Regions from separate parts of the Homo sapiens genome. Here region 1 is linked to region 2. A link is an interaction called in ENCODE POLR2A ChIA-PET data of the cell type or tissue named here. Cell type or tissue: Panc1. All regions are shown on one strand. Links, peaks and the distances in the headings refer to the core of each region. The heading gives the core; the rest is flanking DNA.

Region 1 (15,856 bases), core at 4,464-9,463, 130 kb after region 2:
GTGAATGAAAAATAGAGATGTTCCATTCCAGACAAAGCACTGCATGCTTGGGCAGCTGTTCCACCTGCCACCAATCCAACCCGGATTTGCTCTTCACTGACTTTTCACTTTTCCACGCAGACCAAGACCCCATGAAAATGCCCATGGCCAGTGGGGTGACTGATTTCCAGCAAATGTGTGGTCCTTCTAAATTGGGGAGGTTTACCAGAAGCATGTATTAGATGAACATGGATTTGTGACCTGTGCTCAGGTCCCTGTTAGTTTCACTGAAGCTTGTTATCCTAGGAAAGCACCAGCCGAGGTCTTTCCCAAAGGTGCAATGAACTAAACTCTTCTCTGAAATCAGCTTATTAGTATTATCATGACCACTTCAGCTAGCTCACCCGGGACCTGGGAATGAGCTGGAGAGTGAACTACAGAGGAAGGGAGAGAAAGAGAATATCCTCGAGGCAGCAGGGGATTGAGGGGTCCTTTGTCTCCTCCTGCTTCCCAGCACAGCTTTAAACCCTGTGCTCAGGGTTTAAAGCATGGCGAGAATGGAAACCGGATGGTGAGATTGAGTCCTGGTGGGGCTAGTTGACTTCATTTTGATCAAGATCACAGATTTTACCCCTGACCCAGATTAAAATCTATAAAATGGGCTTTTGTGACCATGAGAGACACAAGCAGTGACGTGCAGGAGCAGACTTATAGTGGCTTGTGAGAGCCAGGTGTAAAATATTCTGGAGCTTTGTAAGCCAATTTTTAAAATCATTAGTAGCTTGAAATCTATCGTGGTGCAAGTATTTATACCATGGAAATTGGTAAACCCCTACAAATCGGGGTTTCTCTTCCTCCTTCCCTCCTCCTCCTTCTTTGTGAGAGCTAGTTTACCAAGGCATGTGTGTCTTCTCGCAAAACCATTCTTTCATTGGAAAAACTATTCCAGATATGGGATCAGGGGAACAGTTTTGTATATGGGAAGAACATAGCTCTCTGGAATCACAGACAGCTTTGAGGACTCAAAAAAAAAAATCAACAACCAACTTTTAACATTGATAGAAACTTTGATTAGATAGGGAGTTGTGGCTTCAGTGACTGTGCTGAGATTTTAAATTTAAAAGATCTTGCTGAAGTGAAAATTACATGTAAATGTTGGGTTGTATAGCACTGTAGGAGTCTGTAAAAAGAGCTGTAGTAATGTTCTGTAAAAAGTCTTTATTGAATTCTCAGTAGAGCAGTGGTCTGTCGTTGATGTGGCTTCCAGGGAGGGAGCATCTGGCCCCCAATCCTTGCAGAGAGGGGCTGACACCCGGATTGCTGCTGACTGTGCCCACTGCTGTGGGGGCTGCTGCAGGAGGGAAAAAGAGCTTTGAATAATCTGTTACGAGCTCAACCGTGTCCCCTAAAATTCATACATTGAATTCCTAATCACCAATGTAACTGTGTTTGGAGATAGGATCTTTAAGGAGGTGATTAAGGTTAAATGAGGTGGGGCACCAATCCAATCTGACTGATGTCCCTATCAAAGAGGAAATGTGGACACACAGAGACACACTGGGGATGAGCATGCATAGAGAAAAGGCCACATGAGGACACAATGAGAAGGTTATGTCTGCAAGCCAAAGAGAGAGGCCTCACCAGAAACTAAGTCTGTGGGCACCTTGATCTTGGATTCTCAGCCCCAAAACTGTGAGGATGTAAATTTCTGTTGTTTAAGCCAGCTCATCTGTGGTATTCTGCTATGGCCGTCCTAGCTGGCTAATACCATCTGCAATCCAGATTGCTTATTTCTGTTCTTATCTGTTGATTGATCAGTTTTACAGGGTAATTGACCTTCCTCCACAATTCTTCAGGCTCTCCTAACCCTGCCTGAGATTCTCAATGTGCCTAGTCACCCAACTGTGACACCAAGGGGTGGGGCCATGGAGACTGACTCAGAACTTGGCAGGTTACCTTAGGGGGTGACAGTCAGATTGAACGTGTGTAGAACTTAGCTCTGCCAGCATTTAGCTGCAGAATCATGAGCAAGCCTTTGTCCCCTTTATGCCTCAGCGTCCTCATCTGTAAAATGGAGGCAAAAATATTCTCCCTTATAAGATTATGTTGATGATAAAACAAGATCATGGAAGGATAAGCACGTGGCACAGTGCTCAGTGAGCACTCTCTTCTGAAGCGAAGCAGGCCTGGGGACAGCCTGGCTTAGAGATGGCTCTGCTTGCCCTAGCACTGGGTGGGTGGAGGAGGCATCGGGGGATGGGGAGGGTGCCTGAGAGGGCAGGGTCATTCCTCTCCAGGTGACCTGCACTGTGGGGAGCAGGTCACCTCACTAGGACAGTTCCTCCTGGGACCAAGACCTTCCCCCTGTTGAATTTTTCTCCCTTTGGTTGTTCCCTCACAGAACATGCTCTTCATGGAGAATACTGTGTGGCTTAAATAAGATAATCAAGTAAAAGCTTCACAGAGAGCCTGGCTTTCAGCAGGCACTCAATACATGGTAACGATTTCTACATCTGCAGTTCCTAAAGCAGCTTTCACGCCACCCCCCAGGGCAGCTGTAGCCACAGAATTGAGGCATAATTTGGACACTGTTGGTAGAAACAGCATTGGGTAACTTTATTAACCAATTTGGTTCAGCCTTATTAAGGAGGAGAGCTCCATTCATGCCAAAGGCTTCTCCAAGCCCTTCGCAAATAACCAGGATTCAACAGCCTGAACTCCCCCAAGAATGACTCCGTGCCAGAACACAGCACAACCCAGCAGTGTGGCCCTTCCTGATTCTCCCATCCTCCTTGCCACATGGGCTGATGGAGGCTTAGGTTCTGTGGCTTTACCGAGCTCCAACTCTCTTCCTGCACTTGAGCAAGAGCACTTGGTGACCTGGTGAGATGGTAGAAATGGACACAAGCCCTGACTCCTGGCAGGAGACTTCAGACTTGCAGCATGTGCTTAAACCACAGGAAACGGTGTGGCTCACAAGTGGTCTGAGCCCAGGAATGATGAACCCCATGATGCTGGGAGTTCATCTCATCGAGTCAGCTCTGTGACATTTGGGCCATGGAGCTGTGGACCCAGCTCTCCAGGAACTTCTGCCTGCAGTGACTGAAAGCTCTTTTGACACTTTTCTATTTTACTATCCCCTGGGATCCTGCTGAGCACACAGGGAGGCTTCAGTAGAAGTCACTTTGTGTCTCTGTGTCACCTTCTGATTAAAATAACTTTAAAAGTCATGTTCTGGGCCATGCACGGTGGCTCATGCCTGTAATCCCAGCACTTTGGGAGATTGAGGTGGGTGGATCACCTGGGGTCAGTTCAAGACCAGCCTGGCCAACATGACAAAACCCTGTCTCTACTAAAAACACCAAAAAAAAATTAGTCAGTCATGGTGCGTGCACCTGTAATCCCAGCTACTCAGGAGGCTGAGGCACGAGAACCACTTGAACTCTGGGAGTAGAGGTTGTAATGAGCCGAGATCGTGCCACTGCACTCCAGCCAGGGTGACAGAGCAAGACCCTATCAAAAAAAAAAAAAAAGGAATCAAAAAGAAAAAAAAGTCATGTTCTGGAATGGCCTGCTTCGTAGGTACAAAAGAGCAGGGTTTGCAGAGTCAGGCAAAATAAAGGGTTGGCTTGCAATCTAACCTTATCAGAGACCTGGTGGCTAAGGGACCCTTCTGTGGAGATTTGCGAGAATGTACTCAGCAGAGAGGTGAGGCTCAGAAATGAATTCAGGTAAGGAAAATCCTCTGCTGATTCAGAAAAAGGGCACTCACGAGTTTCTAACATTCTGGAAACATCACATGTTACTCTATTTACTCCCTATTTACTCTCTTTCTATCTGCAGGGCCCAAAGCAGGATGGAGATAAAGATGCCCAGAAGAAACCAAAGCCTTCTTGGGGGAAACTGTAAGAAGTCAGGAGGGAATTCTTTATTAGAAATTGAAGATCCCGCTGGGCGTGGTGGCTCATGCCTGTAATCCCAGCACTTTGGGAGGCCGAGGTGGACAGATCACCTGAGGTAGAAGTTCGAGACCAGCCTGGCCAACATAGCAAAACCCCATCTCTACTAAAAATACAAAAATTAGCCGGGCGTGATGGCACGCACCTGTAATCCCAGCTACTCAGGAAGCTAAGGCAGGAGAATCACTTGAACTTGGGAGGTGGAGGTTGTAGTGAGCCAAGATGGCGCCATTGCACTCCAGCCTAGGCAACAAGAGCGAGACTCCATCTCAAAAAAAAAAAAGAAAAAGAAAAGAAAAGAAAAAAAAAGAAAGAAAGAAGTTGAAGATCAAAGCTGGAGACCAGGACTCTTGACAAATCTGACCAGATTTGAAACACACCTAAGAAATGTAAGACTCAATTAATTCTACATGAGCCTAAGAATTAAACCAAATAAAGAATGACAACACAAGTAATGAGGATACTGGCTTATGCCTAGGTGTTTGTATTTCTTTAGGTCTAACTCCAACTGTATATCCTATTTTAAATTAATATTTGTTATTCTTTGTTTTTTGTTATTTTAATAAAAAGCTCTATTTAAATGTATTTAAATAACATTAGCCAGATGTGGTGGCTCATGCCTGTAATCCCAGCACTTTGGGAGGCTGAGGCAGGTGGATTGCTTGAGCTCAGGAGTTTGAGGACAGCCTGGCCAACATGATGGAACCACGTCTCTACAAAAATACAAAAATTAGCCAGGCATGGTGGCACACACCTGTAGTCTCAGCTACTTGGGAGGCTGAGGTGGGAAGACTGCTTGAGCCTGGGAGGTTCAGGCTACCATGAGCCTTGATCACACCACTGCTCTCAAGCCAAGGCAACAGAGTGAGACCCCATCTCAAAACAAAACAAAAAGAGAACACTAATGCCGTTAGAAAAGAATGCTTTCATTACTAACACCACTGGGGAGCCAAGCAATTCAAACCCGCCTGACTCCATGTGGCAGCTTATTTCAAGTACAGGCAAGGAGACTCAAAGGAAATAAACAGTGTGTGGGGGTTCTAGCGATGCAAACCTATAAGGTTCTTGTAACTATCATAATGCTTGATCAATACTTATTAACAAACCACATTCTAGGAGGAACAAGTTTTAAAAGCCTGAAAATTGGACAGCCAACGTCCTAAAGGTGAGTGAGTAGCAGTGAGAGAGAGACCAAACACAGTGTGTCCCTGGGGTGATGCTGCTGTGCTTTAGGTGAAAATGTCAGTAAATGGTTTAGCCTTCACATACAAAAAAGCACACCAAATTCTACAGTAGTGAAAGGTGGAGGCATTCTGTGCAAAGTCAAGTTAGACTCCTTGGAGGTTCCAAGAGCTCAGAGGAGACCCTTGGGTTTTGGAGATATCCTGGGGCAACTTGTTTGGTTAAAAAATGTAGAAAAGGAAACACTGGGGACCCACAAAGAGATGAAAAACTACTCTTTTGTGGAAACTTTCATTTCTCATCAAATATCCATGTACCCACCCACTTTTCTGACCCTCTTCCATTAGTTAGGGGCCTTGTGGCTGATAGAAAAGTGACTGATGCTGCTTCTGGGCTGATGCATGTAGGAGCTGGCACCCAACATGCCAACTCGGGCCACATGCTGAGGTGTCAGGGCGGGATGTGGAATAGAGCTCCTCCTCCAAGCTGACTTGGGCGCATTGTGTAAGCACGCAAGAAGCCTGGGAGGTGCAAGGCCTCTGAGATTTCAGAGGTAGTTTGCTCCTGCAGTTTAGCCTCATTTGATCTGGTGTGTACATACTTCATTCCTATGCCAATCTCAGTAACCAGGCCAGGAGGTAATAGAACCTCTGCCATTAACCCATGTGTGAGCTTGAGGAAGTCACTCTTCTCTGGGTGTCATTTTCCTCATGTGGAAATTTAGAGTTGGGTCAGTTGGCCTTTCTGCTCTGTCAGTCTCCAATTTTGTATTTTTGAAAATTTCCATCTAATAGTGTCTGAAAAGTTGCCAGTACTAGTGTCTGTCTATCCCTGTCTATTATCTACATAGACACCGCCCCATCCACCCATCTGTCTATGTTCATCCATCCATCTTCCCAGAATCCATCCATCCTTCCATCCATCCATCCTCCCATCATCCATCCTTCCATCATCCATCCTCCCATCCATCCATCCTTCCATCATCCATCCTCCCATCCATCCATCCTCCCATCCATTCATCCTCTCATTCATTCATCCTCCTCTTCATCCATCTTCCCACCCATCTCCATCCTCCCATCCATCCACCCTCCCATTCATTCTTCCTCCCATCCATCTCCATCCTCCCATCCACCCATCCATCCTCCCATCCATCCATCCTTCCATCCTCCTATTGTCCATCCTTCCATCCTCCTATTGTCCATCCTTCCATCCTTCCATCCTCCCATTCATCCATCCATCCTTCCATCCACCCATCCTCCCATCCATTCATTCTTTCATCCATCCATCTTCCCATCCATCCATCCTTCCATCCATCCATCCTTTCATCCATCCATCCTTTCATCCATCCATCCTCCCACCCATTCATCCTACCATTCATCCATCCTCCTATTCATCCATCCTCCCATCCATCTCCATCCTTCCATCCATCTCCATCCTCCTATCCATCCATCCTTCTATCCATCCATCCTTCCATCCATCCACCCATCCCCCCATCCATCCATCCATCCGTTCATCCTCTCATCCACCCATCCTCCTATCCATCCATCCTCCCATCCACTTATCTGCCCATCCATCTCCATCTTCCCATCCACCCATTGCTCCATTTTACTCCTGTTTCATTATGAAGGGAGCTGGGACAGCTGAAATAGTGTTTGGGACTCAACAATTTGCCTCCCCTTCCCTACATCCCTTACTGTGATGGTTAATTTTATATCAAACTGGCTGGGCCACAGTACCAGATAGCTGGCCAAACACTATTCTGGGTGTTTCTGTGAGGGTGTTTTGGATGAGATTAACATTTAAGCCGGTGGGCTTTGAGTAAAGCAGATTACCCTCCACCATGTGGGTGGGCTCCATCCAATTAGCTGAAGGCCTGATGACAACTGGCAACAGCAAAACATCCTCAGAGATACACACATGAGCAGAAATGCAGGAGCATGCTCTGAATTCCCTAACATAAACATAGAAGGGCACACACCCCACATGCTTACAAACGAAAAATTCAAGGTGCTGCTCAGAATGTGCTAACACAAAGCAAATGCTGTCACAGTACCTCAGCACTATCCCTCCCGCCCGCACTCCTGCTCTGCCCAGGGTCATCCAGTGCCTCTTGGCCAGTCAGCATCCCCTGCACCAACTCTGCCACCCCCATGGCCCCTTCCTGATGGTGCTTCTGATTGGTTGCAACATGGACACTCAGAGTTTGGGAAGAGGAAGCAGTGATTGTGCTGTGCTTTGCAACCCCTCCCCCTGCCCCCACTCCCCAATTCTCTCTCTTTCTCTCTTTTTTTTTTTTTTCAGAGAACTTAGCAGTAAAGGCTAATTTATGAAGTCCCTAAAGATTTGAACTTTCTGCAGAACTGGCTGCAGTTTCCAGTGGGTTAGAGTCTACTTGGAGTAGAGCAGAAGCTGTGAGCTGTGCTGCCGAGAGGAGGGAAGGAAGAAGCCACAGCCCAGGACCCACACCCGTCCAGCATCCCCAACAGCCTTCCTCCCCTACAGAGAGCTCAAAGATGACACCGACTGTTAGGTGTGGGATAAGAGGGACACAGGGTGTGGGATGAGATCCAGAAGAGCAGGAAGGGGGAGGGGTCAGGAGCTCTGTGGTTGGAGGGACCACCTCCGTTACTAACATCCCAGTCAAATTCAGAAACTATCCAAGCCCTGGAGGCTCCTAAAGGCGCTTGCTCCACCCTTGTACCATCCCAGTTCCCTCCTAAGTTTGCAAGATCAAATCCAGTTTAAGGCTACTCCTTCGATTTTCTCATGTCATGAGCTGACACCCACTGCTGGGACCAAATATTCATTTCCCTCCCCATGAAAGCCAAAGCTCTATTCGGTAAGGATAAATTCACATTAAAAATAAGAGGTTTACAGTCAGGTGTGGTAGCTCACGCCTGTAATCCCAGCACTTTGGGTGGCCAAAACAGGAGGATCTCTTGAGCTCAGGAGTTCGAGACCAGCCTGGTCAACATAGTGAGACTCCATCTCTACAAAAAATTTAAAAATTAGCTGAGCATGGTGGCAAGTGCCTGTAGTCCCAGCTAGCTGGGAGGCCGAAGTAGGAGGATCACTTGAGCCCAGGAGGTCAAGTCTGCAGTGAGCCAAGATCGCGCCATTGCACTTCAGCCTGGGCAACGGAACAAGATCCTGTCTCTAAAACAAACAAAGAAACTAGAGGCTTTTTTTTAAATTATTTTTTAATTTTTTTTTTTTTTTTTTTTTTTTTTTGGAGATGGAGTCTCGCTCTGTCACCCAGGCTGCAGTGCAGTGGTATGATCTCAGTTCACTGCAACCTCTGCCTCCTCAGTTCAAGCGATTCTCCTGCTTCAGGCTCCTGTGTAGCTGGCAAGCACCACCACACCCGGCTAATTTTTGTATTTTTTAGTAGAGATGGAGTTTCACCATATTGACCAGGCTGGTCTTGAACTCCTGACCTCAAGAGATCCACCCTTCTCGGCCTCCCAAAGTGCTGGGATTATAGGCGTGAGCCACTGCACCCAGCCATCGAAGTAGAGGCTTAATTTTCCCTGTTGAAAATAACAGAAGAGCCGGGCACGGTGGCTCACACCTGTAATCCCAGCACTTTGGGAGGCCAAGGTGGGCGGATTGCCTGAGGTCAAGAGTTCAAGACCAACATGGTGAAACCCCGTCTCTACTAAAAATACAAAAAAATTAGCCAGGCATGGTGGCGTGCGCCTGTAATTCCAGCTACTTGGAGGCTGAGGCAAGGGAATTGCTTGAACCAGGGAGGTGGAGGTTGCAGTGAGCTGAGATCGGGCCACTGCACTCCAGCCTGGATGACAAAATGACACAGCAATACTCTGTCTAAAAAAAAAAAAAAAAGAAAGAAAGAAAGAAAAGAAAGTAACAGAAGAGACTCTCCCAGCCCATCTCACTTCCTTTTCCTAGAGCACTTACTTTTGGAAACCTGTAATCAGTAGTTCTTTCTCTGTCTCTTTTAAATGTATGTAAATCTTTTGAAAAGCTAAATAAGCCTCTTGCCAACTTTAGGACCCAGGTATGTCTTTCTCCAAGGACCTGGGAATCATCCCTTTGAAAGGTAATCATCAAGGAACATAGCTCCCCATCTTCTAGTCTCTAGAGAAGCATAGGAGCCTAACTTCAGCTCCAACTTGCAAAACTACCTTTTGCCATAAAGAAATAAGAAGTTTATTTTTCCTTTGGATAAAGGCAATTAGCAAACACAGATGGCCACTCCAATAACCAGGAGACTTTAGAATGAACTATGTGTGACAAATAGAACTAGTCCCCTGAAAACTAGTTATTGTTTAACGTGAGAACACGTATGTAACAGATTGGAGCTGCTTGGCTGGACAAAAGGTAAGACTCCTTTCTGTCTTTGCAATCTCTTCGCAGATCACCTGGCATGCGCGTCCCATTCTGGTTGAATGCTTGTGCAATAATAAAACTGTTTTCTTTCTTTTCAACCTTTGTGAAGAGGTTTTCTGAGTTGAGAGATTTTGTCTGTAATTATCGTTCCCCAGCAATTCTTGTGCTCTCCTAAAGAGAGGATACCCAGGCCTTTCAGGAGGAGGGAGGCTGAGGTAGCACCACTGGCAGGGGAGGGAAGGAGGAAGGAGAGAGGAGGGGCATGCAGGCCCTGCCAAGGTCAGACACAGCTGGTATAGCAGAGCCTGGGCATCATCCAAAAGAAACAGGCTCAATCCATCCTGTACAGTTCCCCGGCTTCCCCAGCCCCCAGCCCGTCTTCCTTCCCAGGCTCTCTGCCCTGGGTTCACTTGCCCTCCTTTATGCATCGAATGTTAAACTTCTTTTGTTTTCCCCTTCAGCAGTTCTTGCCCGCTTTGCATACAGATGCTGTGTGTAATAGATGCACGGTAAGATTCCATTCTCTACCTGTCCGCCAAGTCCCCTTTGTTTCCACAGTGAACCTCATTCATCTGGACCCCATTCATGACATTTTCAAAAATCACTTTCCTAAGCAAAGACTAAAGTGTATTTTGCTTTTTCTGTAAAGGAAGATGATGTCAAGTAAATTTATCAACAAACTTGCTGGGAGCCACTCAATTGACTTGAGATCAGGAATTGTTTTTGAACATTTGATGACAACTTTGCATACTGGATTGTCAAATATTGATTATTTTTCTCCTCCACCCTCACTCCCCACAGCTTAAATGGGACCCCAGGCACTGCCCTAGTCAGGTTGGGGGCTAGTTGGCTACCTAAGGGGAAGGCCTGAAGAAGCAATTTGGTTTAAGCCTTTGAGCTCTAATTCTCAACACTGGCTGCATTTCAGAATCACCAGAGGGGCTTTAAAGTATATATGTGAATGTGCAGATCCCACCCCCAGCGTTTCTGTCTTAATTGAGGCGTGGTGGTGCCCAGGGCAGCATCTGCCTTGACAGCTCCCGGGTGGGAGTCTCTATCACATCTGTCAGTCAGTGCTCCCTGTGAGTTCAGAAGCCTAGAGGTAAAGGCCTCTCAACTCTAGTTGCTCATTACAGCACCGAGAGAGCTTTTTAAAAATATGAATGCTGGCCCGGCGTGGTGGCTCATGCCTATAATCCCAGCACTTTGGGAGGTCGAGGTGAGTGGATCCCTTGAGCCTAGGAGTTCAAGACTAGCCTGGACAACATAGTAAAACCCCATCTCTACAAAAAATTAGCTGAGGGTGGTGGCACGGGAGGCTGAGGTGGGAGGATCACCTGAGCCTGGGAGGTTGGGGCTACAGTGAGCCGTGATCAAGCTGCTGTACTTCAGCCTGGGCAACAGAACAAGACACAGTCTCAAAAAAAAAAAAACCCAACCAAACAAACAAAACAAATTGAATGCCTGTCACAAAGCCCAGCGATTCTAGTTTTATTGGGCTGGACTGAGACCTGGGCACCGGGAGCCTCTGATGCGTAGCCAGAGTGAGACTCACTGGGAGAGGGGAAAGAACCGTGACTTCTCAGTAAGACTGACTAAGCCTAGTGTCTGGGCTCTGCTGGGTAAGTGTAAGCAGGTTGATTCACCTCTCTGAGCCTCAATTTTCTCATTTCCAACATTGGAGTGCTGCAACCCACCATGCAGGGTTGACTGCAGCTGGTGTCTTCCACCTGCATGGCCTGCGTTAGCTCTCTCAGTAGTTCTCCTTGTCAGAAAGTGGACATTTACCATTAGTAATTAACTATGTTACCAATAAGAATTCAGTTCTTATCAATAGAAAGGTGCTGCTTTTGGGGATGTGAAAAAGAAGATGCCAGGGCCCGCCTGTCCTCCCAGTCTTTGACAAGTGTCAGGACAGTGGCTCTTTTCCATCTCTCATAAAATCCTGTTTCAGGAGGCTGGCTCTTTTGAATCAAATTGTACTTAATTAAATCCTCCCTGAAACTCAGGGGAGTTTCATAGGAACTCTGCATATATTTACAGCCTTTGGCCAGGCACGGAGGTTTGCGCCTATAATCTCAGCACTTTAAGAGGCCAAGGTGAGAGCATTGCTTGAGCCCAGGAGTTCAAGAACACCTGGGCAACATAGGGAGACCCCCCTGTCTCTACCAAAAATAAATAAATAAATTAATTAATTAATTAATTAATTAGCTAAGTGTGGTGACATACACATATGGTCCTAGCTATTCGGGAGGCTGAGTTGGGAGGAGAGACAGAGCATGGGAGGTTGAAGAGGCAGTGAGCTGCGATCTTGCCACTGCACTCCAGTCTGGGCAACAGAGAGAGACCTCTTCTAAAAGAAAAACCGGCTGGGCATGATGGCTCACGCCTGTAATCCCAGCACTTTGGGAGGCCAAGGTGAGTGGATCACCTGAGGTTGGGAGTTCGAGACCAGCCTGGCCAGCATGGTGAAGTCTTGTCTCTACTAAAAATACAAAAATTAGCCAGGCATGGTGGCGGGTGCCTGTAATTCCAGCTACTCAGGAGGCTGAGGCAGCAGAATCACTTGAACCCAGGAGGTGGAGGTTGCAGTGAGCCAAGATCACTCCATTACACTCCAGCCTGGGCGACAAGGGCAAAACTCCGTCTCAAAAAAAAAAAAAAAAAGAACCCAAAAACCAAAAGTTCTGCATGCTAGATCTTATTGTAAAGAATGCATATTTGTATTACAAAATAAATGAAAAGCAAGTTAGCTCAGGAACTGAGCCTGGAACTTACTATCAGATCACATGGATTCCAGAGCATCTGTGTGTGTTTGGCTAACACCCCTCACCCCTTCCAGCCTCCATTTGCTCCACTAAATTTTAGACTGCGATTCTGAAAAGTGGGGTTGAAAATCCTGTTGCTGCTACGAAGACTGTGCAATTCTATAGCTCATTCCTAATGTCATTGTCAGCAGGCCAAGGATGCAGTTTCACAGCCCTGCTGGGTGTGACCGAAAGGCTTTCTCTAAGTGTGCCCTTTCATTAAACTTTCTGAAACTGCTATTGGCTTTGCACTCAGCGAGGTGCAGAAAGGGATAAAGATAAAACAGATACAGATTCTGCCTACCTGCCCTCAAATAGATTGAGGTTTGGAAGTTCAGACAGGTCATGCATGTAACTAACTCTAACACGCAGTAGAGAAGAGGTCTGGCTGGGAGTCGGGGCAGGCTTGCTAGAGGAGGGAGTATTTTAACCATGCATCAAGGAAGAGCGGAGTATGGGTAACGGGGCAGGTGATGCCCTTGTCCTAATGTCAAGGATGCCAAGGTCCAGGATGTAAGGAGGCAGGAGGCAGTTCCCGGAGATCTTGGATTATTTTTAGGAGGGGTGAAATAGCTGGTCAACAGGTATGCATGTTTTAAGGTCTTTACTGCACCTTGCCCAAGTGTCCTCCAGAAAGGATGCTCCAATGTACACTTAGCCAGATATTAAGATGCCTGGAGCCTTGGTCTGAAAATGCAGGAGGAAGAGGTGCAGGGGCTGTGAGGTGGAGCGGAGTTTGTCCTGTCAGCTCAACAAATATCTTTCATCACTGGGCTGTCTGTGTGGTGTGCAGAGATGAAAAATGGACACATTCCTGCCCTCAGGGAGCTCAACCTACTGGGAGAGATAGACCACAGCCCAAAAGTGTGGGCAAACCTAGGGCTCCCTTGAAAGTTATAAGCAGGTGTTGTTTGTTTGTTTTGAGAAAGGGTCTCCCTCTGTCGCCCAGGCTAGAGTGCAATGGCAAGATCACAGCTCACTGCAGCCTCAAAGTCCCAGGGTGAAGCGATCTTCCCACTTCAGCCTCCCAAGTAGCTGGAACCATAGGCTCATGCCACCATACCCAGGTAATTTTCTTTTTTTTAGAGACCACGTCTCACTATATTGCCCAAGCTGGTCTCAAACTCCTGGGCTCAATCAATCCTCCCGCCTCAACCTCGCAAAGTGCTGGGATTGCAGGTGTGAGTCATCCAGCCTGGCCTACGAGCAGGTTTTTGAGCTGAAAAGAGTCTGTCCTTTCTGGATTCTCCCTCTTTGAGGCACCTCATTCACCTCAGTGGAATTATTCACAGGGTTCCACCAGTAATCCTTGGGTTCCCTGACTCTCCAAAAGGCATCTAAGCTTCCTGGCTTCATATTGCCTGACTCTACTCCCTCCCACATTTCTTTGTCCCAGCTATTTAACTTCAGCACTGGAGGAATCTCCAAGGTGCTTGAAGAGTTCTGCCCAGCTTCCCGCAAGGCTGTGCCTTCTCAGGTCATCGAGCAAGGAAGCCATCCCTGAGAGTCTCATCCGAGAGCCCTTGCAGTGGGCATCCAAGGCCATAAATATTTGCATGCCTGTGAACCCAGCTTTCAGAAATGATCTTAAGGAAATAAGCATGAGTATTTGCAGAGATTTATCTATAAGATTATGCATGAGAGCCTTATTTATAAAAGAGAAAAATCATTGAAAATGACCTAAATTTTCATTCATAGAGTTTGACTAAATAATTTATGGCATATTCACACAATGCAGGAGTTGTAAATTACATCATGGAAGAATATTTAATGACATGAAAAGAAACTTAAGGCATTTGCAAAATACTGTGTACTACATGATACTATTTCTGATAGTAAAAAATATATACAAACGTAGAGACACAAGGGAGAGAGAAAAGTCATGTATCAAAAATATAAAACTTTCATGATTTCAGGGTAGTGGATTAATAAGAAATTTTAATTCTCTTTTCTGGATGTTTTCTATGATGTTCACTATTTGTTTAATCAGAATAAAAGATACTCTATTTTTGAAAATGATATCTCCTGGCACAGGACAATGATTCCCATCTGAGGCACATGCGGGTAGGAGGTGGGTGCTGGGGAGCTGCACTGCTTAGGCCAGGAGAGTCCCCCTGAGCTCCCGGCTGCTGGGACACACTTCTCAGCCATGCCCTCCTCTGCAAAGTGCCATACAGCAACCCTGGTTATGCAACAAGCTGCCTCGGCCCTGGGCAAACAGATCCTCTGACTCCTCGGCTCCATTACAGGCCATAATGGGACAACCAGACCTCAGGCCCGATGGTTGCATAAAAGCAGGATGGATAGATTTTTCTGGTCACTGTGTTCCACCCAGCTGAGCAGGCATATTCAGACTCCTTCCCTGCTGTACTGCTTAGCTCATGCGAAGCAGGAGCCTTCTTCAGGCAGCCTTCCGGACTAACTCCACTATGCCGTGTGCTTCAAAAGCCCCTGCTCTAATCCATAATGAACACTTGCAGAGTACTCTACTTGTAATAATCCAAACGATTCTCATGACAACACTATAAGTGGGTACTGTGATGCTTTTGTGACAAATGAAGCAACGGAGGCAGAGAGAGCACAAGCGATTACCCAAAGTACTATGCAGAGCCAGGATTCAAACCCAGGCAGTGCAGCCCCAGGGTCAGCCCGGAAGACACCACGCCATGCAGCCCCCTGGCAGATAATTGCTATCACAGCCACATTTGCATGGTGATTCTGAGTTGTTTCCAAATTTTTGCTGGAAGACTATGGATTCCTCGAAGGCATGAATTGTGACTTTCACTTCCGTGGGACCATCCAGGGCCCAGCAGAGCACTGAGTGCACAGGGCCTTCCCAGGGGCTTGCATTCTCGGCTCTGAAGCCCGCCTTCTTTCCTACTCCAGCTGCAGGTGCAAGTGGTGAATCCTACTGAGCCATAATCTTGCTGCTAGAGGCTTATCTAGAGGTGCTTATGCAAGCAGTCTGGCAAAACACCTCTTTAGGGACAAACGTAGAGCTGGAGACTTGGGACGCCTCAGGATGTGTCAGATCACAGCTTTCTGCAGGGCACAAGGCTTCTTGCTGCTTCTCCAGAACATCTCTCCAAATGCCTGTGCAGCCCTGGGTACCTGGGCAGGGTCCAGCTCTACAAAGGATCATGGCTCGAGTCCTTCCGCTCCAATGGGAAAGACCAACCAAGTGAGAGAAAGAGCATGCCGCCCAGAGGGGGAGCTGGTTGCCATTGTCCTCTTGGCTGTCATTTGTTTCTTCAGGGTTTCCAGGCTGGCTTCCAACCGAGGATGTAAGAGGCTGTTACCAAGTCCAGGCAGATCAGCACAAACATATTAACAGGGGTTATCTCAGCGTGGTGTGATGAGGGATGACTTTTTCTCATGGCTTTGCTTCTCTGCCTTTTCTAATTTTCTGCAATGCACATGATTATTTGGGCAATTAAATAATTACAGGGAGGGGAAAGTCACTGTTCTTGCTTTGTCCCTTGCAGGACTCTTTCCCCACACTTATATGGGCTGCTAAGCTCCAATGTGCCCTCTATTGCATGTGGCTTCCACCGAGCTCTTTCTGATCTTCACACC
Region 2 (15,856 bases), core at 3,287-8,286:
GACCTCCAAGGTGCTTCTGGTAGGGTGCGATGTGTATTCACAGTGAACACAATCGGCAGAGGGCAAGATGCCAGCCCACTCTTTTGTGAAAGGGTCTGAAATCATCTCACGGTCTTCACAGTTGCCTTGGTTACATCTGCACCCAAGGATAAACCCTCCTTAGTTTTCCAATTGAAATTATGCCTGAGCCTTCCCACTTCTGAGTTTTTTCTCTGCCAAGGCTGGTTGAGACAAAGGTCAGATCAGTCACCAGGCAGGAAGGCGCTACCGCAGCTTGTCTGGTTTTGACCCCAACTTGGTGTTTCTCTCGGTATCACATCTGCCAAGTTCCTGAGGTGTGACCTGGATAGGGCTGGGACCAGGGTGAGGCAAGCCACGCGCCAAGGGTGCAGATTTGAAGGAGGCACTCACAGAGTGCGCACACATTGGCATGTTCTATTTTCATCTGTAGCTGTCCACTCAGCACCAGCCCTTGCACCAGTAGCCAGAAAAAGCTCTCCACAGGTTCCTCCCACTCCCCCTGAGTTATAAAAATTGCACCTTGGCCTCAGGATTGTGGGTTCTGCTTCTCCATCCACCTTTCCTGTTGAATAGTGAAGTCTCTTGAGCACCTGTTATCCATCCATTTAGGCTTCCTCCAAGCAGGGATTAAGACCCAGATAGTGCCAAGCACAGTGTTGGGTCCAGTGAGTGCCAAGGTCATCTCTCTGGGCTCTCGAGGAGGCAGCAGATGCATGCTATCTATAACAAGCCACAGCAGTGGGTGGTGCCCTGGGACTTTAAGGGACAGAGGCCCTGGCCCAGGTGGCTGGGAAGTTTCCCAGAGGAAAGGAGAAGAGCTGGGGCTAGCAGATGGTGGGAAGGCATCGCTTATCTCTGGGCAGCTTGAGGAGTCTCCTGGTCTCCGAGGGTGGATGCAGCAGAGCCCAGGGCTTGGGAAAGCCACCAGGGAAGTATTGGTGGCTGAGACTCCTCCGCAGCGACCTCATCTCCCTCCTCTTGCTGGTGGACAGGATTAGTAGCGAAGGCGGGCAGTGGAGAGAAGGGCTCCCGTGACTGCCTCCATTTTATTTATTGGTTTGATTATTTTTGCGTCCTGGGGAGAGAGTGGACCCCGTTTTTTGCATTAGCCCATATTGGGAAGCAATGGGGATGGGCTAGAAAGCTGGTGCCTCAAGAGTGGTTATTGATGTCCTAATTACAAGAGGATGCTAATTTAATTTGAACCTAATTACAGTGCACTACCCTGGGTGGCATGTGTTTTAATAATTAACGTCCTTCAGATGCGTAGGAGTGTAATAATATTTACACTAGGTTGGCCAGCAGCCTGTGGAGGCGGACTGGGGGCCCATACACCACCTTCTCCCTGGACAGCTTGGCTGTGAGCAGGTGGGGAAGAAGGCACATGGGTCCTGGCTGGCGAGTATCTTGTCATCCTTCCCATGTAACATGCTTGGGCCTCATTTCCAGCCACTTCCTTGACCCAGCAGGCAGCTTTGCTCTGTGGGGCACCAGGCTGGAACTCTGGAATACATCAAGACTGGCAGGATCAGGTCTCTGGGCTCCAGCCCCAAACCCACCTCCCCAACCCCAGTCTACCACACAGGGATGTTTCTGGCCTCCTCAGCCTGCCTGGTCCTATTCCGGGAAGGGCTTGTTTAAGGGGGAGTTTAGGAGGGAGGAAGGAGAGCTGCTTGGTTTGTCTTCATTCCTGTAAGGGAGGTAACATTTATAAGGAAATAGACACATTCGAAAAGGTGCACAAATGAAAAGGGTACCGCTCAAATACAAAGTGAACATTACCCACATAAACAGCACACACACCAAAAAGCATCAGCAGCCCCTCATGCACCCCTCCATAGCCGCTCTCACCCCCAAAAGTAACCCCTCTTGACTTCTATCCCAGTAGATGATTTTGGCCTATTTTGTTTGTTATGTTTTTATGTTGATTTGTTTTTCTTGGTTTGCGTGGCTTTACATTTTACATAAGGGGACTCAAACCATATGTATTCTTATGTGCCTGATGTCTTCCACCCAGCACACCTGTGAGATTCATCTGCGTGGTTAGGTTCATTTTAGCTTGTGCATTTTGTGTGGTCCATTGTATGAATACACCACTCCTTGATTATTAGAAGTCAGACATTGAGCTGTCTGCTAGGGCTGTGTCAGGCCCTAAAGGAGAAATCTGCTCATCCTAATGATGCAACTGGGGGCAGAAGGTGACATGAGATGAGAAGGGGAAGCAAGATGACGGGGCAAGGCAGTTCCGTCCCCAACAATCCCAGAACAGTGTGCTTGTCTGTGTGACCCCTGTGCCCAGCCTTTCTGAGCCTCCACAGGTAGGGACAGGGCCTACCAGCAAGTCCAGAAGCCAAGCAGAACCAGGGGCTTCAGAAATGGGCCATGGGCACTTTGGTGTCGCCACCAGCTCTCACTAGGCACTAAGTGTGGCTGGCAGGCCAACTACATCAGAATCACCTGGGGTGCTCGTTAAAATACAGCTTCCAAAAATAGTGCCAGAACTATATTAGGAGTGGTGGGGGGGTAAGTGAGCTGAGTCCTCCTCATCTGTCATAGCAGGAAGACAATGGGTAATGTCTGAAGTTGATAAAACAAGAACTAGCTTATTATTTAGCAATAAGATAGTAACCATCAGATCAAAAACATGATTAAAAGTGGTTGCCTGTAGGTAGCACACTAGGGATGGGAAGCGCTGCTTTTTATTATAATCTCTACTATTGAATTTTCTAACCATTTGTGAGTGTTTTCAGTGGTCTTTTTAAATTCATTGTCATGTAAATATACATGTATCTAAGTGCCACTCCAGACCTACTACCCCAATCCCCGTGGGGTGGGGCCTGGGGATCCACTTTAACAAGTTTCCTAGGCGATTCTGATGAGTTCTCAAGTTCAAGAATTGGCTATCACTGTCCAAACTCATTTTATAGGATGAGAAGGGAGACAAAGTGACTTGCCCAAGGTCACCCAGTTTATTAATGGCAGGGCCAGGAATAGAAAACAGATCTCCCGGCCCCAGGCCTATGATTTTTCTCTCCGTCATGGCTTTCGCCTTGGAGGGTATCCATCCCAGCAGGCCTGGCCCTCGGGGGCCTGCAGGGTGAGCTGGGGTCCCAGTTCAGACAAAGGAGGCTAGGGTGTCGTTGCACAGGGCGGAGGAGTGACTCCTGTCACGGGCCCAGAGCCCTCAAGCAGGCAGATATTTCTAACCACTGCATGTTGACAGTGCCCTGGATTTCTGCAGATCCATTGCAGGAACCAGCACATGCAAAAATGGGGCTGCTCCTGTGGCTCTGCCAGCAGCAACATCTTTGAGGTTTCTTTCCCCAGGATGGGAATGAGTCTGCCCTGAGCCATCCATAGCCCCTGAACATTCAGGCATTTAGCATTTCCTGAGCTGCTCCAGGCACTGTTCTAAGGGCTGGGAGAAAAAGGGAGAGTTATCTTTGGCCTCGTGGGGCTCACAGTATACTGAGAACAGATGTTGGTGATAGAAAGACCTAATTGATGTAATTGATGTATGTACAAATGCTGTGGCCTTAGCTTGTGGAGTTGACAGTGGCCATGCCCCATCACCCAGCAATTTCCTCCTGGTTCTGTGGCCAGGGGCTATTTGCATGTGTTAAGAACAACCCACCGGCTGGCGCGGTGGCTCGCGCCTGTAATCCCAGCACTTTGGGAGGCCGAGGCGGGCGGATCATGAGGTCAGGAGATCAAGATCTTCCTGGCTAACACGGTGAAACCCCGTCTCTACTAAAAATACAAAAAAACTAGCCAGGCCTGGTGGCGGGCACCTGTAGTCCCAGCTACTCGGGAGGCTGAGGCAGGAGAATGGCGTGAACCCGGGAGGCGGAGCTTGCAGTGAGCCTAGATCGCGCCACTGCACTCCAGCCTGGGCAACAGAGTGAGACTCCGTCTCAAAAAAAAAGCAAAAAAACCACCAGGACCCATATGCAAGAATGGGCACTGCAGCTTTGTTCCTACAAACAGAAATGAGACACTACAGGCATGGCAAGGTATTCACACAATGGAATATTACTCAGCAATGAAAATGAACTGTAGCCACACAAAGCAAGGATAAATCTCAGAAATAATGTTGAATGAATAAAGCACATCTCAGAGAACTTCATATCATATAATACCATTATTCTAAAGCTCAAAACCAAAAATACGTTGCTTAGATATACATGTATCTAGGTGATCATTTAATTTATTGTCCAAATAGGGATGTTTTTGCGAGCAAAAAGGAACACAAATTCTGACATTTGGACTGCAAGTGTAAGTTGACACTATCTCCAGTAAACTGGGACATGTGGACACCCCACATATATGTATATAAAACATAAAAGCAAAGGGATGATAAACACAGAAATCTGGATGGTGGTCACCTCCAGGTGGGGCAGCGGACCCCAGGGGTGAGATAAGGAAGGATGCTGGGGAGACATAAGTGACTGGGAATGTTCTGTGTGTTGGTCTGGGAGGTGGGTCTATAGATGGCTATTACATTATTAAATTAATAAAGTGTAGGAACTCAAAGGAGAAAGCTCTTCCAGGGAGGTGAGGAAGGTTTTGAGGACAGGGTGACAACTTCAACAGTTTACCTGATAAACAATGGGTCTGGTTGAGGGAACTCACTGAGCAAAGCCCTCTCATGGCTGGTGGGGCTCTTCTCAGAAGGCTCTCTGCATTCCAAGTCTAGCGTGTGGCCACAAAACTAGGGACTTTGTTCTCACCAGCCCTGGGCACTGACCAGCTGAAGCCCCACCCTTTTGGGAAAAAGCAGCCATCCAGGACAGGGAGAGCTGACCAGGCCTGCACGAGACACTGACTTCAAGGTACCCTGCTCACTTCAGATTAAAGTGTAAGTTACGGGAAGTGCACAGATCTTAAGCATATGTGGATTTTTGCGAATATATATAGTGAAGCTACCATTTGGATCGACTGTAGAACATCAGCATCCCTGAAAGCAACAACTTTTACCCCTATCACCATAGTTTGGGCTGTTCTTGGTGCCAGGGTCTTTTAAAGGACATTTTTTCCCTGAAATAGTCCTGACGACATGATGGGACCTTACAATCTCTAGGTATCTTTGCCAGAGTGCCTGTGCCTGGGGCTTGAATTGACACAAGGTAGGATAGGGGCTTCAGAGCCCCTACCCCCCCAACCTCTTCACAGCTGCCTCAGAACCTTAGGCAAGGCCAGCAGGAGACAAGGGTCCCTCACCCTGCTGCTTGAGGGCCTTGGCTGTGTCTAGCCAGGCAATACAGACCTATTATCCCAGCTCAATCGAGTCATTCTAGGCCCTGGGCCCAGTCACTGCTATGGATCAGGTGATACTGATGCAATTCAGTGAGCAGGCAGCTTCAATCTATAGGAGTCATCTGGGCCTGGGAGATAGGCCAGCTCCCCCTCCACTTGGGCAGATCTCACTCTCCTGCAGCCACGTGAATGCCACAGGTCTAAGACAGATCCTGTGGTGTTAACATTTTGTGTTCTCAATTACGTAGAACAAAATGAGGCCAAAGCTACTTACGGTTATTCTAAATGATACTTCTGTTTGGCTTCACAATGCGTTTACATGCTTGACTCACCTGTGGTCAGCAGTCTCAGCCTCAGAGATGTCACAGTAGAGGAAATGGTATTGATGGAGCCAAGTCCGCCCTCCAGCCCACTGCAGAAACAACCAAGCCTGAGTTGGCCACCTCCCTCCAGCCTGTCCTAACACATGCTCAGGACAGGACCTGACCAGTGGGTAAGGAGTTTGGGTTTCAAAGAAGCAGAACCATAGGCTGAGTTCAGAGACTGAATCAATAGATAGATAGATGTCAGACAGACTAATAATTATCAGGCCAAGTTGGTGCTGGTCAAGAACTTGGCCATGAGATTGATCTCAAGGAGTCAGTGGTGGAGGATATGGTTGGTTCTGAAGGCAGACGGGCTGAGCTTGAGTCCTAGCGTGCCGCACGCTAGCCGAGTGCCCCAAGTGGGCTAATTAACCTTTCTGAGGCGGTTCCCTCATCTGTAGACTGAAGAATAAAAGATAAAAATTCCTACATCGTAAGGTTAATAAAAGAATTCAGAGGCCAGGCGCGGTGGCTCAAGCCTGTAGTCCCAGCACTGGGAGACCAAGGCGGGAGGATCGCTTGAGCCTAGGCATTTAAGACCAGCCTGGGTAACATAGTGAGACCCCAGCTCTACTTTTTTTTTAATTAAAAAAATAAAAAAGGAATTCAGTGAGATTTGTAAAGCACTTTACACAGGGCCCAGCACAGATTCTGTGTTCAGTGTTTGCTGTTATCACCCAGGGAGGAGGGTGCAGGCATGGAATAACCTCTCTGCTCTTGAGAGCATTGTGGGGTTGAGGCCAGAAGGGAGTCAAGGTGTCAGGAGGTGGGGGGTGGGGAGGCTGAGATGACTGGGCTGAGTCTCTGGCTGTCCAGTTGTGGAGTGATGGGAAGCAGGAGTCATGCACACCCAGGGCAGGGGGTTCCATCCCTTCACCTTGCTGGCGTGGAACTAGTCCTGTAGCTAAGGTGTTCAGCGCATGTGCACTGAGTACCTGTCGTGCCAGGCACCATTTGGGTGCTGAAGTTACAGAAGCAAACAGCACAGAGCTCCTGGCTGCATGGACTAGGGAGAGGACATATGCCCATACTCACCTGGCATGGAGGACACCATGCCTAGCCAAAACTTACACATAGACACTTTGCCTCAGACCTGAAATCTGGATTTAGACAGCAGAAGGAAGTTAGTGGTAGGGGTTGGGGTGTGTGTGTGTGTTTGTGTGTGTGTGTGTGTGTGTGTGTGTGTGTAGATGCCTCTTGGAGGAGCCAGTTCTGATTCACAGACCTGAAAACCAGCAGCAGAAAATGACTCCTCCCTGCTGATGTGGGTGTAGTTCTGGAGAAAGTCCTGTGCTGGGGCTGAGTGGACCATGGGCAGGGAGTGGGGTGGAGCAGGGGCAGTGCTAGGGGGCAGGATGCTGCAGTGCACCCCACCCACCATGGGAAGCCCCGAGATGGAGTTTACTGGGGCCTGGATGCAGGGGGAGCAGCCAGTATCACAGCTGCACTCCTGCCTCGACTCCAGCACATAGGCCTCACTGGCTGTGAACAGGGAAACACTAGTCTCAGGTTCCCAGGGAGCAGAGCTATGCAGAGGGAGCCCTCCAGAGTCAGGCGAAGGGCATCATGCCAGGCAGGAAGTATTAGCACTGATGTGGGGGCACCTCCTAGGCCGTCCTCATGTCCACTGTGTGAGTGGCACACAGTGCATGACAGTTGGGGACATTCCCATTTGACAGGGTGACAAACCAGAAGAGGTGGGTGCCTGATTCCAAGTTACACAGGGTGTGAGGAGCTGCACAGAGGCCACCATGATGAGCCACTTACATGACCTTGACCCCTAGTGAGAAGGACCCGTGTGGGCAAAGACAGATCTGAAGCTGCACTTTACTCAACAGCTGGGGAGGGCCGTTTCCAGAGGGGGCTTCACAAGGTGCAGTCGCACAGGCACTCGGGTTTGCAGGGAGGAGGATGTCCTTGGGAACTAGCCTGGCGGCCTTGTCTCATCTGGCCTGATCTGTAGAGGGCAGCTCCCAGGGGGGAGACCCGAGGCAGAGATCACAAATAGTGCCATGTCTGATCAATTGATAGTGGCTCCCTGGGGTGCCCTGTAGTCAAGGATTCTAAGGTCATGCCAGAAAGTCAGCTGTAATCAATTATTAATGTCTACCAAGGGTGTGGGAAAGGGGGATGGTCATGTGTGTCCCATATATTTGCCATCCTGTGTCAGTGCTTTCATGGGAAGAGGGTTCAGGAATCTTACTACATCAAAGTAGGGGGCACTTCCACAGCATCCTTGACGCAAGTATCCACTTCTGCTTGCAGAGAGGGCTGGAAACTCCCTCTCAAGGAAGTGGCGCCCAAATCAGTTCTTACCTCGTTACTGCTATCGTGTTCCAATTGCAAATACTGTTTTGCAGTTCATAAGCAGAGTTAAACACCTACTCTCTGCTGGGCACAAGGGACCCACAGCTGAGCCAGTCAAGTCCCCTGATACTATCTGCAGATACTTGAACCTGGTAAACTTCAGTGAGACCACTTTTCTTGGGGAGAGGGAGAGGCCCCTAAAGGCAGGGACAAGAGAGTTCTCCAGAAGCAGGAAGAGTTAAGGCCCTGAACCTGGAGGTGGCTCCTTGGGCATTTCCTGAAGACCAAGCTTCCATTTTCCTCTGGTGCCTTCCAGGCCAGCAGGCCCTGGAGCAGCGCTTCTCAAACTTTAACTTGCTTGTGAATCATCTGGGGATCTTGTTAGAATGCACATTCTCCTTCAGTAAGTATGGGGCAGGGCCAAGAATCTGCATTTCTAACCGGCTCCCAGGAGGTGCTTTGGGCCAAAGGACCACCCTGAGGAGCTATCCCCTCCCCAGCCCTTTCAGGCCAGAGGCTACCAGCAGGAGGTAGTAGGTAGAGAAGCCCACCTGGTTCCCACAGAGGGCTCCTGGGAGGTCTGACCAAGGCCTGAGTTTGGAGGCAGGGAGCAAACAAGACTCATGCTACCTAAAGCCAGAAATATAAGGGAAAGAGCCAGACCCTGGCACAGCTCTGCAGGAGAAGCTGCCTGAGGAGAGGGGCTGGGGCTGAGGCTGGTGAAGAATCTCTGCTCTAGGAGCTCCAGGGCCAACATAGAGTGCAGGCAGAGCTAAGCTCTGGAGTGTAGGCTCTCTAGACTGTACACCTCCAAAATGATCATGATGTCAGCAGCAGCTCAAGATCTGTGTGCTCCCACAAGGGCTAAGCACTTTATGGGTAGTCTTATCAGGGAAGGACCCTTCCCCCGGTTTTACAGATATCCTCTGGAAGACAGGCCTAGAGTCCATGACTTGCAAGTATTCAATAAATGATTTATGAGTGAATGACTAAAAGTGCAGCTGAGTCCTGGCAGAGGGCATGGGGTCCCACCCAGAGACAGGCAGAGAAAGTTGAAGTCCCAGGATTGGAGGCCGTTCTTCCTCACCTCCCCACCAGGCCCAGGCAGGGCTTGATCTGAACGGAGGCCTGGGAACCTGTGGCCAGCCTTTACTTGTTGGAAAAGAGCAGTCCTTAAGCTCAATTGCTCCAGGTTGATGCTTCCCTACTTTTTTTTATTTATTTATTTTTATTATTATTTTTTTTTTATTGAGACGGAGTCTTACTCTGTTGCCAGGTTGGAGTGCAGTGGCGCGATCTCGGCTCACTGCCACCTCCGCCTGCTGAGTTCAAGCCTCAGCCTCCTGAGTAGCCTCCTGGGTAGCTGGGACTACAGGCGTGCGCCACCACGCCAGGCTAATTTTTTGTATTTTAGTATAGACGGAGTTTCACCACTTTGGCCAGGATGGTCTCGATCTCCTGACCTCGTGATACTCCCGCCTCGGTATCCCAAAGTGCCGGGATTACAGGCATGAGCCACAGCGCCCGGCCCCTAGTTCTTTTTAAAAAACGCTAGATCCGTCCGCTGCGCTGAGTGGAGGCGGGGCAGGCCTCCGTTCTCCAATTGGCCTTATCCACCGAGCTCTCCCCTTGTGCCGGGCTCTGTGCCAAGCACATCACACGCTGTATCCTGCGGCCAGGTTGCTGTGGTCCAGGGTCGTACCCTGGTCCAAGGTCGCAAACCGAGGTGGGACTCCGATCCGGCAACCACGCCCGTGGCCCGGAAACGGCGTCCCCTGAGGCCCAGGAGAGGCCGGGCGGTGAGCGGCTGTGGAGCCGAGCGCGGGCAGTGCGGATGCTGCCTATGGGGGAGGCAGCCAAGGACGGAGGGCGAGAGGCGGTTCTTCCAAGGTCACCCTCTTCCGGGTTGCAAGCAAAGGTCAGGGGATCCCGGAATGGTTAGTGCAGGAGCTTCTCTGTGCCTTCCACGTCCTAGATCCTCAGAGCCTCAGAAACGGAGATCATCGTCCCCACCCCCATTTTACAGATGAAGAAACTGAGCCGAGGAAAGGAAGCGACTTGGCCAAGGTCGGAGAGCTCATTCTTTGCAGGGCGGGGTTTGGAACCCGGGGTCTGGCTCTCGGCAACGCGCCCTCGGCCCGCAGCCTCCTGCCCCCTGTGCCCCGCTTCGGCCCCCAGCGCAGCTGCAGAGGGGCCCCCCTCGACGCATACACTCAAGAGCCCGACCGCGCGGCTGAAATCGCGGAGCTCGGAGCCGCGGCTGGCTGAGCGATCGCGGTTCCTGGGCTGCGTGCGCGCCCCTTGGAGCTGAAAGGAGCGCCAGGATCGGGGGCGCTGCACCGGGCTGGGCCCCTCAACGCTCGCAGACCGGGCCGGGCTGCAGCTGGAGATGGCAGCAATCCCGGGAGGTCTCCGGGCCTCTTCAGGGTGCGTCCAGGAGGCGGGTTCCGTGCGACGCGGCGCAGCCCACCCCCACGAGACCGCTTAACTTCGCGGGGGCAGCCTCGGGCGCTCGGAGACGCGGAGGCCCAGACTGCAGCCTCCGGATGCTGGAAGCCCAGACTCCCTGGGGTCACCGGCTCTCCCGCCACCCCAGCTGCAAAGAGTCCCATTGCTTCACCGTCCGGAGCTTAGTCTCCTTGTTCCTCTACCAGTCCCTCCCTCCGCAGGTCTCTGGGGACTTCTGACCGCCTGTTCTTACTCTCCCCCTGCCCCCATACTTCCCGCCCTTGTCTCAGGAACGGTGATACAGTCATCGGATTGCTCTCCATCTCCTGTTAGTCTACACTGCACACAACTCAATAATCCGCTCCCTTCATCCGGGTGACAGAGACACAGATAATCTGAGCTAGTGGTGCTCAAAGTACCGGTCCCAGAACAGCAGCATCAGCATCTCTTGGGAACTTGTTAAAAATGAGAATTTGGGCCGGGCGCGGTGGCTCACGCCTGTAATCCCAGCACTTTGGGAGGCCGAGGCGGGCGGATCACGAGGTCAGGAGATCGAGACCATCCCGGCTAAAACGGTGAAACCCCGTCTCTACTAAAAATACAAAAAATTAGCCGGGCGTAGTGGCGGGCGCCTGTAGTCCCAGCTACTTGGGAGGCTGAGGCAGGAGAATGGCGTGAACCCGGGAGGCGGAGCTTGCAGTGAGCCGAGATCCCGCCACTGCACTCCAGCCTGGGCGACAGAGCGAGACTCCGTCTCAAAAAAAAAAATGCGAATTTGGGGGCCCCACCCCAGATCTACTGAACAGAAACTCTGTGGAGCCCAGCAGATGATTCCCATGCACACTAAAGTTTGCGAGCCACTGATCTAAACATTCTTTCATCCATTCATTCTTCACCTGGCCCACCCAGCATTGCCAGTGGGAGAGACACCCGCAAAGCACCAGGCTGTGAGCCCCACCGCCGTGCACTCTGAGACACTGTCCACTAGCTTTGGGATGGCAGGCAGAGGTACTCCAGCTTGGTCTAGTGCAGACCTGGGAATCAGGACCTGGAAAGGAGGCCCCAGGTGCCAGCCGGCAGGTTAGCTAATGGCGGCCAAGGGTTACCCCGGAGTGGGGAGTGGGGAGAAGCTGCCTGGTTTGGCCCGTGCTGCTGCACTCAAAGCACCTACCTTTCAAAGTGCAAGAACAGGAAAGTGACCCTCCTCTGCCCCCAGTAAGTGATGACGGAGTCTCTGGAAGGCCAGACAGATGGGATCTTGCTCTTTGCAGCAGTGAGCTATCCTGACTGGGTGGGTAACCAAGGAGAAGGGCTTTCTGCAGGAGAGGAAATTCATTCCTCTCTTCCAAAGTAAGGGCTTCTATGGCTGTCTGCCTGGAAGGAAACCAAGGCAAAGAGATTAAATGTGGAAAAGGTCAACGTTCTGAAAGGGAAGCTTTATGGGGTCCTTCCCATACAACGAAGGAACTAGGGGCAGCCACATAAGCCAGATGGATCAGGCCAGTGGGGCTTAAGTAGAGCCCAGAGCCCAGCTTTCCTTGGCTGCATTCCTACAGGCAGGGGCCAGACACTTAGAGATACACTGCACCTTCCCTCAGGTCGGAAGGGAGGGGACGGAGCCCCTCCTGGAAGGCTTCAGGTGAATATAAAACTAGAGCCCTCACCACCCCAATCTGTGACATCACATGGAATCTGATGTTGTTTGATGGCATTTCGGGTGTCCCACAACCATGCCTGCCATGAAGTCATGGCTGATATTTATGCCCTGGCCCCACTCTGATCTCAGGGAGAATATCTTACCATAAATTGGCATGCCATGGCAAACAATTAAAAGAGAAAAACCTCAGTGCAATCTCAGGGTGCTCGGAAATGAGGAATTACAAGGTGGTGGCATGAAAAAATTATATAAAAATCTATTTTTACATCACAATAATGTGCTTTTATACGGGTTGTAATTTCTGGATGTGCAATAAAGTGGCTTTTACATCAGGCAGAATCAGAGTTTATAGGCAATCGGTGCTTTTATCTGGGAAAATATAGCTCACCCATCTTCACACCATCCATCCTGCAGGCAGCAGGCCTTATCTTCCCCAGCACCAGTGTCTTTGGGGAAATAATTATGCAATTAAAGTGTCAGCCCACCAACCACCCACCAACCACGCCCCCACCCCCACCCTGGGATCTTCCAACCACATCTTCCAGCTTCTGTCATTGGCTTCTTCCCCAAGGTAGAACAAGCCATGGGTCCAGGACAGGGTGGCTGAGGTACCAGACAGATGCTGGTCACTGTCTCCATTGGGCCAGGGAAGATCCTGGTGGGCTCAGAGAAAATATCTTAGGGCCAGCAAGCACTCCATAAACACCAAGGATCTGCTATGGGCCAGGCACTGTGCTGGGAGCCTGGGACCCTGTCACAATTTTGTAACAGTCATGATGCAGGCAGGGAAGGGAAAAGCTCTGGCAAAGGTCAATCCAGGGAGCTGAAGGGCCACAGAGGAGGAGTTTGGGGTGGGGGGGAGTGTGGCACTGTACTCTGGAGGCAGGCAGGTGACACAGGGGAAGGTTTGAAGACAAGTGTGTCCTAGAGGGGAGGTGCCAGCCCAGGTCATGTTTCTGATTGGAGCACTGAGACAGGCATATTACAGGACGTGGTAGCTGTCCTCAGACACTGAATGTTAGTGCCAAAACTGTCCTTAAATATTATGTAGTCTGGCCCATCATTTTATGTATTCCTTTAACATATCAGATACTATATCATCAGTCAGGGGTCCAGCAGGAAACACAACACATTCCATTCAATAAAGGAATATGCACAAAAGCATATGGGCAGAGTTTAGGGAAATCAACAAGAGATGGTACAGTACCCGGGGCCAGCAAGAGAGAGCAGTGGTTACCACCCAGAGGCCTGAAGTAGCAGAGACTGGACACAGTTAATGGCACCCTTTGAGAGGAGCTGCATGAGGGCCATCAGGCAGCTGACCTGGCTTGCTGTCACCTGAAAAGTTGAGCAAAGAAGGCCTAAGTGAATGAGACACGTTTTGAGGGGAGAAAGGAGCCAGGGGAGTAAAGCCCTGCTCTCCTCTCCTGCTCCCTTACCCCTGCCAGCGCCTCTCCATACTGCTCCCTCGCCCCTGCCAGCGCCTCTCCATACTGCTCCCTCGTCCCCTGCCAGCGCCTCTCCATACTGCTCCCTCGTCCCCTGCCAGCGCCTCTCCATACTGCTCCCTCGTCCCCTGCCAGCGCCTCTCCATACTGCTCCCTCACCCCTGCCAGTGCCTCTCCATACTGCTCCCTCACCCCTGCCAGTGCCTCTCCATACTGCTCCCTCATCCCCTGCCAGCGCTCCCTCATCCCCTGCCAGCGCCTCTCCATAATGCTCCCTCACCCCTGCCAATGCCTCTCCATACTGCTCCCTCACCCCTGCCAGCACCTCTCCATACTGCTCCCTCACCCCTGCCAGCACCTCTCCATACTGCTCCCTCGTCCCCTGCCAGCGCCTCTCCATACTGCTCCCTCGTCCCCTGCCAGCGCCTCTCCATACTGCTCCCTCGTCCCCTGCCAGCGCCTCTCCATACTGCTCCCTCGTCCCCTGCCAGCGCCTCTCCATACTGCTCCCTCGTCCCCTGCCAGCGCCTCTCCATACTGCTCCCTCGTCCCCTGCCAGCGCCTCTCCATACTGCTCCCTCGTCCCCTGCCAGCGCCTCTCCATACTGCTCCCTCGTCCCCTGCCAGCGCCTCTCCATACTGCTCCCTCGTCCCCTGCCAGCGCCTCTCCATACTGCTCCCTCGTCCCCTGCCAGTGCCTCTCCATAGCCATCACCAACCAGAAGCCAGAGATGGAGGGAGTCTGCTGGTGCCACCCAGTCAGATCTGCCTGCAGGGCAGAGAGCAGGGTGGAGGGCCAATCTGGATGTGCAAACGGGAGCCTGCCAGCATAGGCACAGATTGGGAATGATCAAACAATCTGGTCATTTGGCAAAAATAGAACAGTACACCAATGGCTGTAATTTTTATGTCTCTATAGTGCAACTTTGTAGGTTTTCTCATCGCACATTTTTGGCTCACCACAACCTATACTCAGTGTCAGCTTTGACAATCTTACATGACACTGTGCTCTGTTTCACAGCTAGGGAGCCTGCATGATACAGTGGAAAAGAATTCCATGAGGCCATGTAGATGGGTTGGAGGCAGGTGAGATGGCAGTCCTGACGCAAGTGCGGAACATGCCCACCCTGAGGTTCTGCATGTCTCTTTTTGACATGTACCCCCCGCAAATTCCTCACATGCTCTCATAAAAGGACGGGGTAGGACATCTATAGCAATATTCCTTGAGGTGGTGGGAGATGGAGGGCCCACTCCAGGGAGACTGGTTGGGTAAGATGCAACAGAAGCAAACCATGGGACTCAGTAGCAGGAAGGAAACTGTGGTTCACATAGAGCATGCAAGAGTTCAAAGCAGAGCTGAGTAGAAAGAGGAAGACAGAAGTGAGATTTGTAATTCTGAACCACTCAAATAGGTTAAAAATAGCACTCACAGGCAACAAACGCATACGCATGCACACACACACACACCATTTTGCACTCTTACAAACCAAAACACTTTAGAATGGTTGGCTTTTGAAAGGAGAGGGAGAGGAGAGGAATGGCATTGAAAAAGGATAAACAGCCCCCTAAATAAAAAGAAGAGAGCCTAGACTCAAGAGACAGAACACACCTGGGCTTCCATCAAAGAAGCTGTACTGTGTGTGACCTTGGGTAGGCGTGTTACTGAGTTGTTTCATCTTGCAAACAGGAGGAAACGGTAATAAATAGATCCCGAGGCATGTCAATGTGACCTAGCTAGACCTGTCTGAGACGCTGATCCACCAAGACCTGTTCCCAGGTGGGTTGACAAAGGCCTGTGTCCCAACAAGTGTAGGGCAAAGGGCAGCCTGGGCCACTTGGAGGTGACCCAGCAGCAGCTGTGTATATGTGGTCAACATACGCGACACATCCAGAGCTCTGACAAAGCCCCTCAATCCAAAAATATGTCTCGCTGCCAGCATCAGGGGTTCCTTTCTTTGAGCTAAAGCCTCTTCTGTATCGGGGGAACCCGCCCCCAGTATTTCAACGTAGGCTCTTTCTATTTTCCATAAGTGTCAGCCAGCTGAGAAATAAGGAGAGAGTACAAAGAGAGGAATTTTGCAGCTGGGCCGCCGGGGGCGACATCACATATCGGTAGGACCGTGATGCCCACCTGAACCTCAAACCAGCAAGTTTTTTATTAAGGGTTTCAAAAGGGGAGGGTGTCTAAGAACAGGGAGTAGATCACATGCTTCAAAGGGCAAAAAGGAGAACCACTGATAAGGGTCTGTCTTCAGCAGTGCACATATTGTCTTGATAAACATCTTAAACAACAGAAAACAGGGTTCGAGAGCAGAGAGCTGGTCTGACCACAGATTTACCAGGGCCCGGTTTTT

The links. ChIA-PET counts read pairs that join two places held together with the same protein. Peaks named below come from ENCODE experiments on the same cell type or tissue, not always from the same donor. Only the 100,000 strongest peaks of a DNase experiment are listed, where the experiment ranks them.
Region 1: POLR2A ChIA-PET joins it to region 2 with 5 read pairs; 2 of 35 experiments call an interaction of 5 or more read pairs at or near these places.

Annotation. Positions count from the first base shown.
Region 1 is chr7:128,220,211-128,236,066 of GRCh38, forward strand. LOC124901744 (a long non-coding RNA gene) reads left to right here. Exons shown (of 2, transcript XR_007060516.1): 2 at 3,823-4,399. Among named protein-coding and RNA genes, the nearest start is that of LEP, 13 kb to the right of the region's middle. In Panc1, for the core only: no CTCF peak of the experiment used is centred there; no DNase peak of the experiment used is centred there; H3K27me3 peaks cover 300 bases.
Region 2 is chr7:128,094,031-128,109,886 of GRCh38, forward strand. No RefSeq gene overlaps it. Among named protein-coding and RNA genes, the nearest start is that of MIR593, 20 kb to the left of the region's middle. RefSeq lists enhancers at 9,169-10,006, 14,363-14,442. In Panc1, for the core only: no CTCF peak of the experiment used is centred there; a DNase peak (open chromatin) is centred at 5,521.